Regions from separate parts of the Homo sapiens genome. Here region 2 is linked to region 1. Evidence: read pairs that join two places in POLR2A ChIA-PET (ENCODE). Cell type or tissue: OCI-LY7. All regions are shown on one strand.

What was found. Peaks named below come from ENCODE experiments on the same cell type or tissue, not always from the same donor. Only the 100,000 strongest peaks of a DNase experiment are listed, where the experiment ranks them.
Region 2: POLR2A ChIA-PET joins it to region 1 with 5 read pairs; 6 of 35 experiments call an interaction of 5 or more read pairs at or near these places.

What each region holds. Positions count from the first base shown.
Region 1 is chr2:47,484,572-47,489,571 of GRCh38, reverse strand. It overlaps a transcript of MSH2 not described here. Among named protein-coding and RNA genes, the nearest start is that of MSH2-OT1, 40 kb to the left of the region's middle. In OCI-LY7, no CTCF peak of the experiment used is centred here; a DNase peak (open chromatin) is centred at 2,231; H3K27ac peaks cover 1,328 bases.
Region 2 is chr2:47,412,813-47,417,812 of GRCh38, reverse strand. It overlaps MSH2 (mutS homolog 2), which reads right to left. Exons shown (of 16, transcript NM_000251.3): 5 at 3,395-3,544; 6 at 1,384-1,517. Among named protein-coding and RNA genes, the nearest start is that of MSH2, 12 kb to the right of the region's middle. In OCI-LY7, no CTCF peak of the experiment used is centred here; no DNase peak of the experiment used is centred here.

The sequences.
Region 1 (5,000 bases):
CAACCCCCTTAAGTTACAGAAGGAAGGCAGGAGGAAAAACAGTGATGTTTAAAGTCACACAGCTAGGTGGTGAAGCAAGGATTAGAACCCAAGTCAAGCAGTCTTCCTAATACACCACATTGCTGCTTACTTGAACTCAGTTGCACATTCAGGCCTGTAAACCTTAGTCATGCGAAGTTTACTCCGTAAGCACGTACTTAACAGTAGAGTAACGAAGAGAATCTCCAGGGTTATTCCCTAAAGCTTGGATAAAACATTTCCGGCCCCTGATGGAACATATACATCCTCCAAGTGACCGGATTTCAGGACACCAGCCCTCAGCAACCTGCTTCAAACACTGCTGACAATTTATTTTAACTCATTTGCCACACTTCTGGCTCATCATCTCTCTTTTCATTTAAACACAATCTTTCATCCAAACAGGGTACAATGCAATCACTTGGTTGGATGCCAGCATTTGGTGACTAGTCAACTTTCAAATATGCAGCTTCCTAGCTGCTCACTTTCCTTTGTGTGAACAAGCCTCGGGAGAGCAGCCTTGGTAGCAGCAAACCAGGTGTGCAGCAGGGGCCCACGTGGATGCCTCTGGCTGTGTCTGTGGCAAGCCTTCCACGGGAGTGCCACAGCCCACAACAGAATTAGAAATATTTTACATCTTTACCACACACTGTTTTTCTTAATCCTGGTGCATTGCCCATACCACTTGCTTTGACACTTAATAATTTATTGAGAAAGATTAAATTTATCACATGTACATCTCAGATTCGCTGGAGATAGGGTACTGGGGTTCAAATCCCAGCTCTGCCACTTACTGGCTATGTGACCTGGGCAAGTTACTAAACCTCTGTACCTACGTTTCCTCATCTGGAAAATGTAGATAATAAGATAAAAGATAATAAAAGCACCTGCCTTTCAGGATTAAGAGGAGCCTTTGGGGAGCCAAGCACAGTACTTTGCACTTTTCAGATACTGACAAAGTATTTAATGTTGCCAATTTTGTTGTTGTTGTTGTTGCCCAGGCTGGAGTGGCGCGATCTCAGCTCACTGCAAGCTCCACCTCCCAGGTTCATGCCATTCTCCTGCCTCAGCCACCCAAGTAGCTGGGACTACAGGCACCCGCCACCATGCATGGCTTTTTGTATTTTTAGTAGAGACGGGTTTTCACCGTGTTAGCCAGGATGGTCTCGATCTCCTGACCTCGTGATCCACCTGCCTCGGCCTCCCAAAGTGCTGGGATTATAGGTGAGCTACCGCGCCCAGCCAAATGTTGCCAAATTGTTAATCCACATTGTGATGTTAAAGATTCAACGTGGAGTCATTTTCGTGATTGCTTTGGCTGAGCCTGATGTTTAGCAATGAAACACACTGGAATTGACAATAAATATTAAATTTTAAACATGAAAAAAATGGACAAAATGTATCTTGCTGGATGGACAAGGCATATAAAAATTGCAGGTCAGTGGTTGAATTTAAAACAGTTGCATTAATGTCTCAGATTCAATTATACTTAATTTGGCATTAACCTATCTCTATTCATAAAATTATTATTCATAACATTTATTGGACTAATTCTGTCAACAAAATTCCAGGAAATAAACAATCGTGATAGTGATAGGTTAATTGCTAAGGTTGTGTTTACTGGTTAATTCTGAACACAAAAGAATTCACTGCTGTTGTTTTTTTTGTTAGACGTAAGAAACTGCCCACTGACAGAACTTTTTCTTGTTTCTAAATTTAACCATTTAAGTTGCTAATTCTTCTTTCCCTCTTTGAGGTGAACCCAGGGCAGCAAGCAACAGTGTGATCTTCTACTCACCAAATCCAGAAGTAAGACCAGGGCAGTCCAGTCAAGGCTGCCCAACACCTGCCATTTCCATATGGTTCACCCCACTGCTGAATTTCCCACATGGCTGGACCAGAGACATGTATGGGCACTTTGGTTTGGACAAACCACACACCAAAGCAAATGCATACTGACATACATTTAATTTGAGCATGTTCTGAATGTTGTCTGACACCATGAAATACTGTTCTTCCAGGGAGGTCAAGGAAACGGCTGTAGCAAATGCAAGGAAAGGGCTTCCCATTGCCCTCCTTAGAGAGAACAGGAGGCACTGATAACTCCCAGCAACAAGACACTGTCTACAAGGGATTATTTCCTCTGTGATATCCTAGCACTGCACCACAGAGGTTAACTTCTGAAGCAGTATAAGAGGAAGTAGTAGCTCTATCAATCAAGATAAGTGGTGTGGGTGTGAAGACAGGCCAACATCGGGCAGAAAACTATCACACTGGGCTTCCACTTCCAGTTTCAGTGTAAAAATACATGTAACATTCTGAACATTTTCATCATTTTCTCCAGCCGCACCCTATCTCCTTAACCCAAACACACTGAGTCCAGAAAGACAATCAGAGATTTCCTTTGTATATGAAAATTCTCCTTACTCATTTGTTCTTCCCCATAAGCTAATTAACATTGTTTATTTCAGACCAGGGACTGGTTTTTCCTGACTATTCTGTACACCATTTTAATCAGCAGAATGTAACTAACAAGCTTAAAGAGCCACTCAATACTGAATCAGCAGCTCATACCATATGCTTGGGTAAAAACATACTTCCCAAAAAAGCTAAATGCAGAAAGACCAAGGATAGAAGATGTATTTAATACTCAAGAAGTCTAACAGGATGTGGAATATTGAGATTTTAAGGGGGAAAAGTTATTCTTTAAATACATCTACCCTAGTCACCGGGCTAGCTTAGTCAATAGAGTATGAGACAAGACTTAAATATATCTTAAAACATCTTTCTTATACCAGTTTTGCTACAACTTTTAACTCCAAAACAGTATTTTAAGGAAAAAAAAATCAAATTACAAAAACAACTTCATCTTAGCTTCTTAGTGCTAATTTTTTTTAAAGATGCAAAAAATCATGTATTTTCTCAGAAACATGGTTATGTGGTCAACAGATTTCTTAACAACAGAGTTCTAAATTTTGGATAAAATTTATATATCCAGCTTTATTCTGGTATTACCCAAATTCATGTTTGAGTGGGAAAGAAAAACCAAACCACATTATAAATTTAAATTTTAAGAAAAAACCTTTGACAGGTCAGAAATTAGTTTATATTTTGCTTTACATACACCATTCTAAAAGGAAGGAAACACTAACTGAAGGCCTGGTTTTACATTAGCATATTCATGTAATAAGCACAGATTAAGTTTGAAACTTCTTAAGCAGATCTATTACGTATTTTCTCATTTTCAAAAACATCTTAGAAAACTGTCTCTTTTAGAGGAATGAAAACAGCCTGACAGACTACATGTTTTCTTGGAATGAAGTCTCCCCCAATTTCTTGTAGCCCTAACAACTAAAACCATGAGCTGATTTCCACGTTAAACATGCTTCTGTGCAGCAATCTAAAAACACTCTTTCACAACCACGGGATGAACTATTTCATTGGAATTTAAAATTTGCTTTTTGAATTATATGAAAGCTTTTCATGTATAAGTGATTAAAAGGATTTGTAAACCAATAAATATTTCTACATTTAAAATCTTCCTCTGTCAGTTTGCCTTTTTCCTAAGCCTTTGGCAGCCAGAAAAGAAAAACTGATGTAACCCACTCTAAATTAACGATGACGAAAAAGAACTTGGTAAACTGAAAGGACTCATCGGTCATACATTTGTTCTCATACCAAACTTTAACTGCATTAAAAAAAAAAATTGCAGCTAACTATAAAGCAAGCACGTGCAAAACCACCACTCAGGTTAAAAACCAGAACTGTGGCCCTCCAGAAGCCCTAATGTGCCCCCTCCCCATCAGCACTCCATTTCCCTAAAGACAATCACTCTGATTAACACAATCACTTTTTCTTTACAGTTGCCATCCCAAAGACTGCATCCCTAAACAATACCACCTATTCTTAAACTTCACATAAATGAAAAAAAAACTGTATCCTTTTGTATCATTTCTTTTACTAAACGTTTTAAGATTCCATCTATGTCATTTTGTGTAGCTGTAGTTCATTTTCACTGATGAGTTGTTTCCAGTGTGGAGGTATTAGGAACATTCTTGTATACATCTCGCAGCACAATGGGCAAAAGCATCTCCAGAGTATGCACTTAAGAGCAGAATTGCTGGGTCGTATGCGTCTTTTCAATTTCACCAGATAATCTTAACACCCCTACCAGTGTTATTCCACATCCTCAACAACAGCTGGAACTGCCACACTTGAAATGCTTGTCACTATGGTGGTGGGAGGTGGCCTGGCATGGTTTTCATTTTCATTTTTCTGACTGGTGATTAAAGACCTTTTCATGTTTATGGACCACTTAGATTTCCTCTTGGGTGAAGTGTCTGGATTTTTTTAAATAGCTTTATTAAAATATAATTCCTATACAATTCATCCATTTAATGTGTACAATTCAATGGTTTTTAGTATATTCACAGACATGTATAAACATCACCTATTTTAGAATTTCCATCTCACAAAGAAACACCGTATCCTTTAGCTTTCACCCCACCTACCCCCTATTCCCTGGCACCAACCCTGAACTGCTACTTTGTCTCTACTGCTGTCTCTATTCTGAACTTTCACATGAATGAAATCATACGTGTTGACTCTTGTAACCAGCTTCTTTCATTTAGCACAATGTTTCCAAGGTTCATCTAAGCTGCACCATGTACCAGTACTTCATTCCTTTAATGGCTCAATAATATACTCCATTGTATGGATAGACCACGTTTCATTTATGCATTCATCTGCTGATGGACATTCGGGTTGTTTCCACCTTTTGGCTATTATGAATAATCCTGCTATAAACATTTATGTACAAGTTTGTGGGGACATATGTTGTGATTCCACTTGGATATACGTTGGAGTGGAATTGTCTGAGGAACTGCCAGACTGTTTTCCAAAGCAGCTGCACCATTTTACATTCGCACCAAGAGCGCATGACAGTTTCAATTTCTCCACTTCCTTGCCAGTACTTACCATCT
Region 2 (5,000 bases), 72 kb after region 1:
GTTGGCCGGGCTGGTCTCGAACTCTTGACCTCAAGTAATCCACCCACCTCGGCCTCCCAAAGTGTTGGGATTACAGGGGTGAGCCACTGCATCTGGCCTGTTGATTTTTGTTTGAGACAGCGTCTCACTATGTCACCCAGGCTGGAGTGCAGGGACATGAATATGGCTCACTGCAGCCTCAACCTCCTGGGCTAAACAATCCTCCAGCCTTAGCCTCCCATGTAGCTGGGACCACAGGCACATGCCACCATGCCCAGCTAATTTTAAACAATTTTTTTTTTGGTAGAAATGGGGTGTCATTTTGTTGCCCAGACTGGTCTCAAACTCCTGGGCTCAAGCAATTATCCTGCCTCAACCTCCCCAAGTGCTGGATTATATGTGTGAGCCACCGTGCCCAGCCTCAGTTTCTTTTTTTGTTTGTTTTTTGAGACAGGGTTTCACTCCATTGCCCAGGCTGGAGTTCAGTGGCACAATCATAGCCCACTGCAGCCTCAAACTTCTGGGCCAGGGTGATATTCCCACCTCAGCCTCCCGAGTAGCTCGGGCTACAGGTACATGTCACCACACTGAGCTAATTTTTTTTTTTTTTCTTTTGTAGAGATGGCGTCTCACTGAGTTGCCCAGGCTGGTCTTGAACTCCGGGGCACAAACAATTCTCCCACTATGGCCTCCCGAAGTTCTGGAATTATAGGCATGAGACATCGCACCCAGCCCCAATTTCTGGTTCTAAATCACTAAATCCCACTCCTCTTCCCCAACAAACCTGGCTTTAGAAATCACCTTAAATTCATCAAGCAGTACTTACGTATATTACACTTCACTTAAAAGTTTTAAAACTTGTATCTAAAAGAAAAGACTAAAATAAAATATATTGAAATACTAGTAATTTTAGGATAGCAGAATTATACAACCTTTTATTTCCACAATTTTAAAGATTTTCTGACATATATGTTAAGGTCACCTTAAATCTTTTCTAGGATAAAGAGTTAAGTGCTTCCTATATATCAGACTGTAAGTATTTTATGTATATTAAATCATCTCATGCTTATAATCCTATTAAGTAGCTCTTTTATTAATGTCATTTTAAAGGTGAAGAAACTATGACATAAAGGTTGAGTAATTTACCCACGATTACACACAATATGAACATGTTCGATACCATACCATCTCAAATAAAATAAACTTTTATAGTGAAAAAAAAAAAACTTATTTAAAAAAATGAGTTCTTTAATCAATCTAAATAATTACCACTCTATTACTATGTACTCTGTACAGTTAAATGGTAACATATACTTCCAAAACTGCATATTACAATAAGTGGTATAATCATGTGGGTAACTGCAGGTTACATAAAACTAACGAAAGTATAAACTAATAACATACCTCTCCTCTATTCTGTTCTTATCCATGAGAGGCTGCTTAATCCACTGGTTAACAAGTCTTTGTCCTTGAGGGGTTTTACACTTATTCAGCAAGGCAGCCAGAGACTGAGAGCCAGTGGTATCTTCAACAGAACCCTAGTAAACAAAAAATAAAATAGAAAGAATGGCAAGCTCATTAGTGAAAACCTTACTACGCCATGAAAAACAGAGGAACAATAACATAATATTCTTCAAATATTAAGAAATTTCCACAAAAAGTTCCTCTTCCTAAGACCAACTTTCAACCTCTTAATCCGTATGTTCAACTGTACATTTCTCCCCCAGCCAAAACCACTTTATAATTACTACAGTTTTATTTTATTTGTTGAGACAGGGTCTGACTCTATTGCCCAGACTGGAGTGCAGTGGTGCCATCCTGGCTCACGGCAAGCCAGAACCCTTGGGGCTCAAAGAATCCTCCCACTTCAGCCTTTCGAGTAGCTGAGACTACAGGCGCACGCCACTAAGCCCCGCTAATTTTTTCTTTTGTAGAGACAGAGTCTCACTATGTTGCCCAGGCTGGTCTCAACTCCTGGCCTCAAGTCATCCTCCCACCCTGGACTCCCAAAGCGTTGGGATTACAGGCATGAGCCACGTCACCCAGCCACTTACTGCAGATTTAGACATAAAACTTCTTAGAATGTCATTTTAAATTGCTAGGCCAGGCCCAGTGGTTTACACCTGTAATCCCATCAATTTGGGAGGCCGAGGCAGGCAGATCACCTGGAGTTAGAGTCCAGCCTAGCCAACAAGATGAAACCCCATGTCTACTAAAAATACAAAAATTAGCTGGGCATGGTGGCAGGCGCCTCTAATCCCAGCTAATTGCCCAAACCGGAGAGGCAGAGGTTGCAGTGAGCTAAGATCACACCACTGCACTCCAGCCTGGGCGACAAGAATGAGACTCCGTCTCAAAAAAAAAAAAAAAAAAAAAATTGCTATTAGTAGTATACAAAATTATTCATAAAGTGAGGACTAATACCACATAGATAGCTTGAAACCAGAAAAAAAAAAAAAAAGCAATTCGAGAGCAAGGCACAATGAGACACACTCGTAGTCCCAGCTACTTTGGAGACTATGATAGAAGTGCTTGAGCCCAGGAGTTTGAAGCTGTAGTACACTCTGATGGCACTTCCTGTGAATAGCCACTGCACTCCAGCCTAGGGAGCATACATAGTCATACCAGTCTCTCAAAAAAAAAAAAAAAAAAAAAAACCTTGAAAAAAAATAGCAGAGCATGGTGGTTCATGCCTGTAATCCCAGCTACCACTCTAGAGGCTAAGGCAGAAGAATCACTTGAAGTCAGGAGTGAGCGAACATCCTGGGCAACACTGTGAAACTCCAACTCTGCAAAAATTTTAAAATTAGGCAAGCATGGTGGCTTGTGCCTGTAGACCCAGCTACTCATGAGGTTGAAGCAGGAAGATCGCTTGAGCCCAGGAGTTCAATACTGCAGTGAGCTATGATCTTGCCACTTCACTCCACCAAGCCCAGTCTCTAAAAAAGTAAAAAGTAGGCTGGGCACGATGGCTCAAGCCTGTAATCCCAGCACTTTGGGAAGCCGAGGTGGGAGGATCACCTAAGGTCAGAAGTTTGAGACCAACCTGGCCAACATGGTGAAACCCTGTCCCCGCAACCCTACTAAAAATATAAAAATTAACCAGGCATGGTGGCAGGCAACTGTAATCCCAACTACTTGGGAGGTGGAGGTTAGAGTGGGCTGAGATTGTGCCACTGCACTCTGGCCTAGGGAACAAGTGAGACTCTGACTTAAAAAAAAAAAAGTTAAAAAGTGGAGTGGAGGAGGGGAGAGAAAAATACAGCCATTTAAAGCTAGTTATCTAATCCAAGTATAATAATATTTCAAAATATTTTAGCTCCTTTATAAGCTTCTTCAGTATATGTCAATGAAAACATTTTTTAACCATTCAACATTTTTAACCCTTTTTTTTTTTTTTTTTTTTTTTTTTTACCTGAAAAAGGTTAAGGGCTCTGACTGCTGCAATATCCAATTTCATATACTGGCTGAAGTCAAAAGTAGTCAGTTCAAACTGTCCAAAGTTGGAATCATCTGATAAGAGTTCTAAAAACTTGATTACCGCAGACAGTGATGAAACTGCAACCTAAAATTAAGAATTTAAAAATCGAAGATTTCTATACCACTGGATCCAGTTCTAAAGATTTTAAAAAACAAATGCAAAATGAAAATAAATTCTGAAGTCCCTCATTTTCCTTGGTGTTCCTTCCCAATCCAAACCAAGAAAACTAAAGGTTAATCTCTTGAGATTTGAAAATGGTTTTTACAAGGTGAAAATTAACAGTAATTGCAGCATTATTTAGAATAGCCAAAAAAGAAAATTACCCAAATGTCCATCAAAACTAAAATGGGGGCCGGGCGCAGTGGCTCATGCTGTAATCCAAGCACTCCGGGAGGACGAGGCGGGTGGATGACTCGAGGCTAGGAGTTTGAGACCAGCCTAGCCAACATAGTGAAACCCCGTCTCTACTAAAAACACAAAAATTAGGCCCTTTCAACCTTGTGAGGTTAGAGTGAGAAAATGGTTATCTATGAACAAGTGGGCCCTCACCAGACAACAGATCAGCCAGTGCCTTAATTCTGAACTTCCCAGCCTCCAGAACTGTGAAATTAAAATACAAAAATTAGCTGGGCATGGTGGCACATGCCTGTAAACCCCAGCTACTTAGGAGATGAGAAAGGAGAATTGCTTGAATCCAGAAGGTGAAGGTTGCAGTGGGCTGAGATCGCACCACTGCACTCCAGCCTGAGCAACAAGAGCGAAACTCACCTCAAAAAAAAAAAAAAAAAAAAAAAAAAAAAAAAACTGTGAAAATTAACTGTAATTGCAGCAGTATTTATAACAGCCAAAAATGAAAATTACCCAAATGTCCATCAAAATTAGAATGGGGGTCGGGCACGGTGGTTCACGCCTGTAATCACAGCACTCTGGCAGGCCAAGGTGGGTGGATCACCTGAGGTCAGGAGTTCAAGACCAGCCTGGCCAACATAGCAAAATCCCCTCTACTGAAAATACAAAAATTAGCCAGGCATGGTGGCGTGCAGCTGAACCCAGAGGCAGAAGTTGCAGTGAGCTGAGACCGTGCCACAGCACTCCAGCCTGGGCGACAGAGCGAAATTCTGAGACTCCATCTCAAAAAAACAAAAAAAAAGGTAAAATGGGGAGAGTAGCAGTGGCGGGCAGAAGGGAAGTAAAATGGATAAATTCTGACATGCTCGTGCTATGAAATATAAATGCAAAAATCCACAACTACACTCAATAATATGGATAAATCTTACAAATATTGAATGAAAGAAGCTAGGCAGAATATATTATATAATTCCAAGTACATAAACTATAAAAATAGGCCAGACACAGTGGCTCATGCCTGCAATCTCAGCGCTTTGGAAGCCCGAGGCGGGCGGATCACCTGAGGTTCAGGAGTTTGAGACCAGCCTGACCAACATAGAGAAACCCCATCTCTACTAAAAATACAAAAAAGATGAGCCAGGCGTGGTGGCACATGCCTGTAATCCCAGCTACTCAGGAGGCCAAGGCAGGA